Regions from separate parts of the Homo sapiens genome. Here region 2 is linked to region 1. Evidence: chromatin contacts called from ENCODE Hi-C or POLR2A ChIA-PET data. All regions are on one chromosome and are shown on one strand. Each heading gives the region's core, a stretch centred on a gene start or an enhancer-like site at or near the end of the contact. The rest is flanking DNA. Distances are from core to core; before and after follow the strand shown. Region 1 has its middle 280 kb from the start of LINC02612. Region 2 has its middle 14 kb from the start of LINC01920.

Region 1 (5,530 bases), core at 777-3,276:
AACTCAGACATAGTCTGGTCCAGCCATAGTTGCTAGGGATGGCAGCTCCTGCTTTGTGAGAAGCATGACCTGTCTGCTTCTCAACAGTTTGGTTCCACCAGTTTCAGGGACAGAAGAGGGTGTGTACCAACCAATAAGGACAATTACTTAATGGATAAATCTTGTCTATTTCACAAAACTTACATGTCCAAGCAGTAGCCTGTTGGAACTTCTATGACCTACTGCAGAAAACCAGATTACCATTAGGGCTACATATCTTCCATTTTAGCTGTTTTTTTCTTATTATTACTTGACATCTCACATACCCTGTTAATAGGAAGTCCAGGGTCTCCCTCGGGAAGCAACATCTCTCCCTTCACCTGTTTCTGCCTTTATCCTGATCAATTTAAAGAATCTGAAGCCAACTCAGTCTACTTCTAAAAGATAAGTCAGTCCTTTTTTCAAATACCAAATAGAACAGATTCATGATCAGATTTTGCCAAGACCTGTCAATATCACCAAGTGCTGCCCCTGGAAATGACTACCACTGCGCATCATTCAGTTCTGACCTGGACTAGGGTAAGGTACCTAGCAAAGTCCTTTCCCCTTGGCCACAGTGATTGGTTTAGAGTAGTTATCTGACCTGAACTGGATCACTTGCATGAAGTACAAGACTTCGGTTCTATGTTTGCGGGAAGAAAAGTGAGCCCCTACAGGTCTCGACGTCTTGACGAAGAATGACAGCAGCCACCCTGGATCAAGAGCAAGACAGAGGATGAGGCTGCTGCCTTGCAAGACAAAGCCTAGAAATGGAGGGACCAGGAGCCTCTGCGGCATTGCTGGGTTGCTGAATCCACTCTTGCAGGGAACCCAGAACATGCTGAATGTTTCAATTACACAAGGGAATGAATAAAGGCCATTACGGTAAAAGATAGTTTAAGTTGCACATTTGTTTTTTATAAGTAAAATAAACTCTAACTGGTATAACATAAAAAACCATTTGTAGTTCTCAGCTGTTCAATTAATTGAATAAACTAGTTGCTGCTCACTTGCATAAGGACTCCTAAATATACACTTAAATTCTTATTATAATAAATGTTTCCCATGGTGAAATATCTATACAGGAAAATTTTTCTAAAGTTTTTGTTAGAAATAGATAACAGCTGAGGAAAAAAATCCCCCCAGAAAACTTCTATCAGGAAAGAGAAATCAGATGAAATGTTTGAAAATGAGCTTTTTAGTACTCAAAGTCTAAACCTCCAACTGTTGGCTCTCCTGACCCCTGTCCTGCGTGTACAGGGCCGATGTTCCACTACTAGGGAGTTATAGGAAGGGCCGGTGCAAAATTAGCCCTTAGGTAACCATTTGTGGCTTGTATGATTGAGGAAGACATAAAATGCATCCATCGATTCTGAGTTACTTGATTCCTGGTAGGGGAGGGGATGGGGACTGAGTTAAGCAGGTGAGTTAAATAAATGTTTAAATAAGGTTTTCTGAACTGGGTTTTTGGGAACCACAAAGTTGGGTTTCAGATTCCTAGTCAGTAATAGAAACCCCCTATCCTTCCTCTCCAGTGCAGAAATAAAGCCAGTTTTGGGATTAATAAGATTAACACGCTGCTGGTCTTACTTCTTGGACTTGGAGCTCTGTGGCACCAGGGCAGCCTGAGTTGCCGGCTGGTTTCACAACCATGACTGTGGTCCTCACAGTGACAGGAGGGACACACCACACGGGAGAGCTCTTCCCCCAAGATCGAGTTATTTTTCTTGCGTAGCACTCCTTATGCAACCAGTATTGTGACTAAGCACTTCCACCCCAAAGATTCCTTCAAAAACATTTTCCTGGCTCCAAATGAGTGCATTCTACTTTGTTTTGCTTTACTGCTTCTTTTTCGTTCCTTCTCAGTTATTGAAATAAAACTGAGAGCCAAATCATAAACTTTGATTTTGTGTTTGACCTCAAGTTTGCTCTGGTCGTTTCTTTCATCCTTTCTTTTTCCCATCAAGCAAGTGCTTCTTCAGTTTACTAGCAACATGCCTGCTAAAGCATATTGCACAATATGTGGCTCGCCACGTGACAGTGACGGTAGAAAATGTAGTTTAGGGCCTAAAACATTGTAGGTATGCCAGCTGCCATGACATCAGTATTGTTAATGCTATGGTTATTCTTTTTATATCAGCTTTTCATATCTCACTTTACAGATTAAGCAAAACAGCTAGCCAATATCTCTGTTTTTTATTGCATTCATAGAATATTATTTTTATTTGTGGGACATATTCTAAATACAGGCATGTGGCACCTTAAGCAGATCCAGTATAGCATACAAAATCTAGATTTATACATTTGTTTGTAATTTTTTTAAAAAGCTAGTTCTCTTTTTGAAATTTAAATATAAGTTGATGACTTTAGTTTTTAGTTTTTTTTTTTTTTTAAATAAAGTTACTGATTTTATTAAGGGGAATTCCCTGATGTGGTCCTTGTGACAGGCAGCTCCAAAAAGGTGTTTACTATTAACCAGTGTCCTCAGCAGGCTTTCTGGGCTCGGCAGATGTGACCTGACACAAACAAATCCACTGTGGTTTTACCTACTAGGATTTGTTTTCATTGTTATTCTAGTCTAATTTTTCATTCGGACAGTGAAATTGGTATTCCATGCAAATTTTCTGGGTATCTGTCCTTTGCTTCATTTTTCAAGTTGCATAATTTAGTCACATTATTTTCATTTGCCTCTATAGCTTTGGTTTACTTTTTTTTTTTTGTATGTTAAGCAAAAACAAAACCAAAAAGCTTTACTCCTTTTTTCTCTACAATAAATCTCTATTTTAAGTATTGATTTGCAAATATGTCTGTCATGATAGTTTTGGGGTGCTTTCCTTCCACTTTTATTTTTATACTAGAAGAGGAATTTACTGAAATCCTTAAAGTTATCTGGCAATTCAATCAGATGCTGCACCTCATTTAAATGTGTTCAGCAATTGTCACGACTGGCATCATTAACTTCTATATTCTTATCTGCTATAATTGGTGATTGATGATGAAGGTTTCTAATCACAGGTGTGATGATGGTTCAGTTGGGCTCAGTGATGTTAAGGCTGAGTGAGCACCTCCTTTACAGCCTTTCTTTCATTCCTTAGCTCAAAATGAGCAAATAATTTTCTATAGCAATCAACCATTCTAATCTTTAGGGAATCTTAACTTATTTTCATCCTATGCTTTAAAACACTATCATTGTGAGTCTTCATACACAGATACCATGTGCCAAAATACTTGGTTCATTTACTTGACAATTAAACCAACCAATCAAGAAATTTGAAACAACAATAAAAATAAAATTTTTAGGTAGATGTGATTATGTTTTGTTTCAATAAATGTAAACAAATAAATAGATATATAGAGAATAGTTCAGATGAAATTAGTAAAAATTGACTAAATTTTGTATAAATCAATTTTATAAATGTGACAACATGAACCACATTTTAAAGAAAAATAACAGAAAAATGGTGTTAAATCCTAGTCTTTGGGGAGGAAAAGTGATTGTACCATATTTTATAAATAAGAATTTTGAGAACAATGAATATAATTTTATTTATGTTAGTAGAGCAATTGTAAGAAGAAGGAATTAAAGTTATGATAATCATACTGGTTAAAAGTGAATTAAAGTAACAGACTACTTTTGGAAACAGTTTGGCAAAGCTCACTGGACTCAATGGAGGAAAGGTATATAAAAACATATATTGGCAGATGGTTTCCTAAATGATAATTGTTGTTAAAGCTAATATTGCCGAATTTGGAAAAACACAGGAAACCTGATGGCCAATTCTAAGGAGGAAAAGAAACATCGTTTTATAGAAACAATTCATTTGATATATAATAAATAAACATCATGAGCTCATTTGGGGGAATCCATGTGCATGTTACTAATTTAAGCTAAGCCTTAATGTTAAAACTCATCTCTCAAGTGCCAGTAACCCTTAATAATTGCCACAATAAGCCATCACTTACTATTTCCCTACCATGTGCAAAACTCTGATAGAAAGACTGTGACAGTACAAGGAACTGTAAGCCAGCACCTCTTTCATCTTTGAGACTAGTGGTAGAGATGGGCATTTACACAAGATAAGGTAATAAAACAAAGCCAAACAGAAAGTGCCTACTAGTAAGTAAATGGTAATGGCATGAGTGTCATCAGCGTGGAGAGAAGGGGCATGCAATTTTCAGTTTAGCTGGTCAGAGAAGCATCTTAAAGACTGGCTTTGGGCTGGGTCAAGAAAGATAGGTAGAATAGGAAATGACCTGAAAAGGAGAAGAAGAGGAACTTTAAGGCAGGCAAGCTAAAGATGTCATGAGGGAAAGTTAAGAAGATAAAAACTACAAAAAAAAAGTATATTTTGGTAGCCAGTTTGGCTGCCTGCTGGTTTCCTACCCAGGAATAAAGAAATGAGTTAGGAAATATAAATGGAGGCCAGGTGCTGTGGAGATTTGGTTGTAGATAGAAGGGCTGTTGAGTAGAGTAGCATTCACCTTCAAAACTGTCCCCAAAGATAACCTTTCACCCTGTCCCTTTGTCTTCCTGTCACTCTACAGCTCAAGGTTTTGTCCCTCTATCTAGTCTTTTCAAAACTGTGTTGTGCTCCATGCTTCACACTTCTCTGTTTCATGTCTATACATGTCTTGAAACTAGCAGTCAGGTTTCATTTTACTGCACAATTTTCTGTGTGAGCCCCAAAGACCAGAAAACAAAGCTGAACTTTGGGATAAATTTTACCAGGAAGATTTTTCTGGGAGTGGAACCTAAACTGGAGGTGTCATAGGTATTACTGAAGAAGCAAAGACAAGAGATTTTGTTACACCTCCCTATGTCTAAAGCCTGTTCTCATGTCTAATTCCATCAGTTTTTCTCCCCTGCGTGGTGACATCTGGCTTATCCAATTAAATTAGCTCAGATGCTCCTACTTCTAACATCTACCATGAAGTCATTCAGTCATTTATTCAAATGTATTGAGCACCTACACTATGTTGAGAACCATGTTATGGAACCCAAAGAAGAACAAGACAAAAACAAGCTTTCATATAGATCTTGCTTTTGAGAGACTGAATATACAAGTGAACAATGGCCAGATCATATATAAAAATAGAACTCTGACCTGCACCCTGACCAGGATGCCAACCCTCTTATCTACAATAAGCAACCCAGGAAGCTAGCCTGCTATAAATCAGATTACTATCTCTAGTAACAACCCAGGAAACTGAACAATAACTTCTGTAATAATCGGTCCAAAATGGCCAGGACTTGATTAATATCTGAGAGCTTCTCTAATTTTTGTTCCCACTTTTAATTTAAGACTAACTAGAGAAAGCCAAATTTGCTCTCCTAACCAATCATGTAGGATGTCTTCTAGTTAACCACCCTATAGCTTTCCCATGCCAACAGGCTCCAATCAAGGCATACCTGAAGGCTTTCCTCTTTTCTGCTATAAAACTTTCCCACTTCTTTGCCTTCTTTGATTCTCTGCCAAAATGCAAGTGATGATGGCTCTGTTGCTATAGTATG
Region 2 (5,530 bases), core at 1,258-3,757, 320 kb after region 1:
CACAACAGGAGCCACCATTATCTAAGATTTTTCTTGCTGGTTATTCTCTCTCTCTCTTTTATTTTTTTTGAGACGGATTCTCACTCTGCCACCCAAGCTGGAGTGCAGTGGTGCGATCTCAGCACACTGCAACCTCTGCCGCCTGGGTTCAAGCGATTCTCCTCCCTCAGCCTCTGGAGTTCCAGAGTAGCTGGGATTACAGGTGCCTGCCACCATGCCCAGCTAATTTTTTTTATTTTTATTTTTTTTTAGTGGAGATGGGGTTTCACCATCTTGGCCAGGCTAGTCTTGAACTCCTAACCTCGTGATCCACCCACCTCAGCCTCCCAAAATGCTGGGATTACAAGCGTGAGCCACTGCTCCCAACCTGGTTATTCTTAGTGAACCTTTACAGCTTTCTGCTATCAAGGATGGATTGAAGTTTGCAGATTTGGGGCAAGTTTCCATAACACAGAAACAAGAAGGGACATTAGTTTTTATGTAGTTCACGTTTCCACCTTTGAGATGTGAGATAAAGTACATAGAATCAAATACCTTGTCAACAACTAATTCGTGGCAAGGTCAAAACCAGAATGCAGGTGTCCCTAAAACATAGAAGCATAAACCACAATAATTTATTTCTCATAATGTTGTGAGGTGATTGGCTGACTTTTCTGCTGGTTTCACCTGGGCTTACCTGTATGGTTGCATTTAGCTAGAATGTTATCCTGGCCAGAAGGAACAAGATGGCTTCACTCGTCTTGCTGGCTGGGGCACATAGGCTCTCTTTGCAATGGGCTCTTGTCCTCAGGGGGGCTGGGCCAGCTCCCTTTACATGGCAGTCTCAGTCGGTGTTGCAAGAGAGCAAAAGCAAAAGTTGTAAGAACCCTTAAAACCTGGCCAGAACTGGCACTGCCACTCTTGTCCCATTCTGTTGGTGAAAGCTGGCCATATAGACAGATCAGATAAGAGAAGGAGAAATGGATTTCACTTCTTGATGGGAAGAATAGCAAAGAAACATTGCAAAGGAGCATGGTAGAAATCTCCCTAGGTTGTTTGTAAATGCTTTTCTATGTTCGGTCAACAATCTCAACGAGGAAGGACTACATTTCTGTGTCAGCCCAGCCTCTTCATCATTTGCGTCATTGTTGCTGTTGCAGCAAATGGGTTCATCCTAGTTTTTCTGCAAACACTTGGCCAACAGCCAATTTGTAGGGAAATTTATCTGATTTTGGTTGTTTGGCTTTATATAACAGTGAAAACTTTTAAACCATCTAGTAAAAAATAACTAGGTTCTCTTTTAAAATTAACTTGATTTGTAACCTAATACATTTTACAAAGTAATAAAACCTTGAGAAAGCCTTTTCCTGCTCTTAAGTCGAATCCTTAAAGTTTGATTAGTTTCCAACTGAAAGCTGTCGGGTTGAGCAAAATGCCTGTGCTTACAGTTTATGAGAGATGCCATTTGGTAACCTGAAGGTGGCAGATGCAAAGGCCAAAAGTGGAGAATGGTAGTGCGGCCAGGGTCGGGGGCCCCCAGCTGCTTTTTTGATGGGCTTTTTGTCAAAGTCTCTCCTCTAAGGAACGTGACTCCATGCAAGTGGCTGTAGGTCTCAGAATAAATATTTCATTAGTCGTGATGGTTTTGAAAACTTAAAGCTGTGAAGGACACATTGGAATCTCTCTGATTTATGATAAAGCTGAAGGAAATTTGATCATTCCAGTCCTGCCATATGTAGCTGTGAGAAATGTGCAAATGAATTGAACTAGCAAACCCCACAGATTTTGTTTCTTGATTACAAAAAAAAGTCTTAAGTCAGATCAGCTAACAGGCAATTTGAAACAGGGACTTAGCAAGGCAGCTGTTTTAGATGAAATTCCTTTCAGATGCTTCTTTCTCCCTTCCCCCGTCCATATTTTTCTTGCAAGGACTTAGAGCAGCTTATCTTCCAAAATTATTTTGGTGCTGCCTATCAGTGATTAAAAAAAAAAATAAAAGCCTGGCATAGTTCTGTAGGTGCATATGTTACTCCTCTATCAGTTTGCTCTTTGAGAGTGGGTGTTTTACCCATCCTAGTATGCCCACCAATCTTATTCTCTGCACATAATAATTCTTTATATGGTACATATAAGGCATTTAGCACAGAAGCTCAATAAAATGTACAAATCTTTTGAGTATATTATTAAATTTAATTATCATAAATATCTAGAGAGAAAGAGAAGTTAAATGACTTGCCAAACTTTATACAGGAGTTAGATGGCTAAACCAATTTGAACCCAGGGCTCCTGAGTTGTATCTAGGTTCTTTTTCTGTTACAACATGTTTGACATTTCATAATAGGTGCTCAGTAAATATTTATGGAATGAATGAATCCTCATTGTGATTGTCTTTGTTACCAGGCAATGCAGCTTAGTCAACAGAGCATATTTTAGAATCTAAAATTTAGATCAGCACGTCTGTTCTAAAACACAGTGATTCTTTGACTCTTGTCTTCGGTGACCCATGAACAGACCAGACTGGCCAAAAAGGAAGGAAGTGATTCATCGGGTCATTTGGACAAGGACTTCATTTCCCAATATGACAAGTCTTTCAACCCTTGCCCACAGTGATAGGAGCTTGGAGGTAATCAGGCTCAATGAACTGAATTTTCTTTTCTCTGTGGCATAGGTTCACATTCCTTTATCCAAAACTCTTAGATGAAAATTCAAAATATTTTAGATGTTAGAAAGGAAATACAGTGTATATTCTAAATATTCTGCATATACAGGCCTGAGGGTGCACCACACAATAAATATATTAAAATTTATACAGTGAAATAAATATTCTTAGTAGAATAAAGTCTATAAATAGCCTCACATCAGATTAAGGCAGATTTTGCCACTCAAAGAGCTTTGGAGCCAAAATTGCAAAAACATTTACAGTTTCAGAATTTTCAATTTTGGAATTGTGTATAAGAGATTGTAGACTTGAATTCTGGTGATAAGACGAGTCTCATAGAAATATGGGAAAAACTTTCTCTTGAGTGACATTTAAACATTTGGAAAGCAAACAAATGGACACACCGCTTCTCTTCTCTTCTCTGTCTGTGCCAATAAAAGAAAAAAGGCAAGAATTCTTTTCTAGACGGAAGATGTACCTGTATAATGTGCATTTCTCCACTGTCTCAATTTAAATATCCTTCCTTTATAGAGAAAAGCAGTCATGTTGCACCTTTTTAATGCCCATTTGAGTAAGTCCTGTAAGTCACGAGTTCCAGAGAAATCTACATTTCATTTTTATTGCATGTGAACCAAATATCTTACCTGACACGTGTCAAATGTATAAACACAATCTTCAGTTAAGTTTTTCTTTGTCTCTGTGCTTGTTCAGTAACCAAGGGCCTAATAAATGTTACTGGTTTTTTGGCCCAGTGCTGTCAGATTCCCTTAAGTCAGGCCCAATGCAGAAAAAGATCAATGTAGAATCAGTACAAATGCTGTAGGTTGGAGCATCCATCAGTTCAACCAGGAAGAAGGGAGTGGGGTGGGATGTTGTAAAATCATTACTCTTCACAAATTCTACCTCTTGAAATCAGAATCCAAATTTCCTCCATGTCATTTTCAAAGTTCAAAGAGAGTTATTTTCTTAAATTGCACTTCATTCTTTTTAGGAACATCTGTCCCGCTTGTTTCATCTTGTGTGTAAATGAGCTACAATAGCAAAAATTTCTGTCATCTTTGTCACTGATCTGGAATGAAAGTTACCAGAGAGTCTCTTGAGAAATGTGGTGGAGGTAATTGTGAACCCTACAAAAATGTGAGTCCTACATTGCATTTGTTAACCAAAAATCCTGGAAAATGGATATTTTCCTAATATCATCTCTAATAACCAAAATGTCTCTGCATAAATCACATATATAAGGAAGGTGCTTACACTTTCTAGAGTAATAACATTAATAAGAAATCAACTTCAGATAAAGAATAAAATAGCTATTTATGTGGCAAGGTATCTGAGATCTCAGATTATGAAAGTTAGCAAAATAAGATTAAGTCATCCAGGAAAAAGAAGAAAGAATCTACCAGTATGTTGGTCTCTTCTCACGCTGCTATAAATAACTGCCCAAGACTGGGTGATTTATAAAGAAAAAAGTTGTCTAATTGTCTCAGTTCCACATGGCTGGGGAGGTCTCAAGAAACTTATAATCATAGCAGAAGACACCTCTTCACAGGGTGGCAGGAGAGAGAATGAGTGCCCAGCAAACGGGAAAGCCCCTTACAAAACCATCAGATCTCGTGAGAACTCACTCACTATCACGAGAGCAGTATGGGGGAACCACCCCCATGGTTCAATTATCTCCACCTGGTCCAGCCCTTGACACCTGGGGATTATTACAATTCAAGGTGAGATTTGGATGGGGACACAGACCCAAACCATATCAACCAGTTATCTATTACATTTCTAGTTTGAGCTCCCTAATTCTTCTTTCAACTTTTATCCTTCTCTATAATGAGCAGCTAAAGTGACTGTTTACTATGAGAAGTTAGAGCATATTAATCCTCTACATAAAACTGTTTAGTACCTTCCCATTTCACTTTGGAAATATCCAAAATTTTTAGCAAACCCACAAGGCTCTATGAACTGGCCTGGGACTAGCTCTGAAGGTAGGCATGACCTACACCCCTGTTGACCATGCTGTCAACATACTGATCTTCCTCCAGCATTTTCAAAGTGCCACTTTCTTTCTTGCAGAGCTTTTACATGTGCTGTCTAAAATGCCCTATTCCAACTTGCTGGCCTTCAGGTTTCAAATTAAATATCATATCTTCAAGGAGTTTTCCCCTGGTGACGTAGATTTGATTTCAGATACTTACTCGTAAAATCTGGGCCTCATAAAATCTGTGCCTGTCTTTGAAAGAATCCCCAAATACTTTTCATTATGTGATTATTGGTATAATTTTGAATTCATTGCCTATTTTCCTACAAGCTTCTGATTTCTTTCAGGCCTGAAATTGCACCTGTTTACTCTTTACTCCATTCCCAGTGCCTGGAAAACCTCCTTGAACATGCAAAGCATCCATGAATACTTAAATGAGATGTGACTTTTATCATATATATCTTTTCTTATTGAAGAGTCCCTCACTTGTGAAGGGAGTCACTTGCCTTGTGCCTCCTGAACAGTTTCTCATAGAGGCGGAATGAACATAGTCATATTTCCCTAGGCAGTTGATGTGAGAACTGAAGGCAGCGGTTCATGATTCATGGGGAAAGGCCCAGGTGAGGATTGAGGCCACCCAATTCTCCAGGCTCTCCCCACCCACTTCAGCGTTTGTCAATTCACACTTCTCATTTGTCAAATGTGAAAATAATGCCTCCCCAACTCCTCACAAAATTATATCAGAAGTAGGCTGGGTGCAGTGGCTCACGCCTGTAATCCCAGCACTTTGGGAGGCCAAGGCAGGCAGATCATGAGGTCAGGAGATCGACACCATCCTGGCTAACACGGTGAAACCCCCGTCTCTACTGAAAATACAAAAAAAAAAAAAAAAATTAGTCGGGCATGGCTGCATGTGC

The links. Hi-C counts contacts between places; a loop is a spot of excess contacts on that map. ChIA-PET counts read pairs that join two places held with the same protein, here RNA polymerase II (POLR2A). Pooled maps may share reads with other maps.
Region 2: a loop to region 1 is called in a pooled map, with 3 times the contacts of the local background. The contact joins two enhancer-like sites. A Hi-C loop is called at or near these places in 1 of 168 maps with a recorded cell type or tissue (heart right ventricle) and 2 of 50 pooled maps. POLR2A ChIA-PET finds 5 or more read pairs at or near these places in 1 of 52 experiments (PC-9).

Annotation. Positions count from the first base shown.
Region 1 is chr2:150,908,352-150,913,881 of GRCh38, reverse strand. No RefSeq gene overlaps it. Among named protein-coding and RNA genes, the nearest start is that of LINC02612, 280 kb to the right of the region's middle. Within about 2 kb of position 2,026, at least 18 of the 41 ENCODE cell types and tissues checked have a DNase peak (open chromatin) inside an H3K27ac peak, as active enhancers do; they include PC-9, where a contact is called at or near this core.
Region 2 is chr2:150,583,953-150,589,482 of GRCh38, reverse strand. No RefSeq gene overlaps it. Among named protein-coding and RNA genes, the nearest start is that of LINC01920, 14 kb to the right of the region's middle. RefSeq lists an enhancer at 2,394-2,688. Within about 2 kb of position 2,507, at least 5 of the 41 ENCODE cell types and tissues checked have a DNase peak (open chromatin) inside an H3K27ac peak, as active enhancers do; they include PC-9, where a contact is called at or near this core.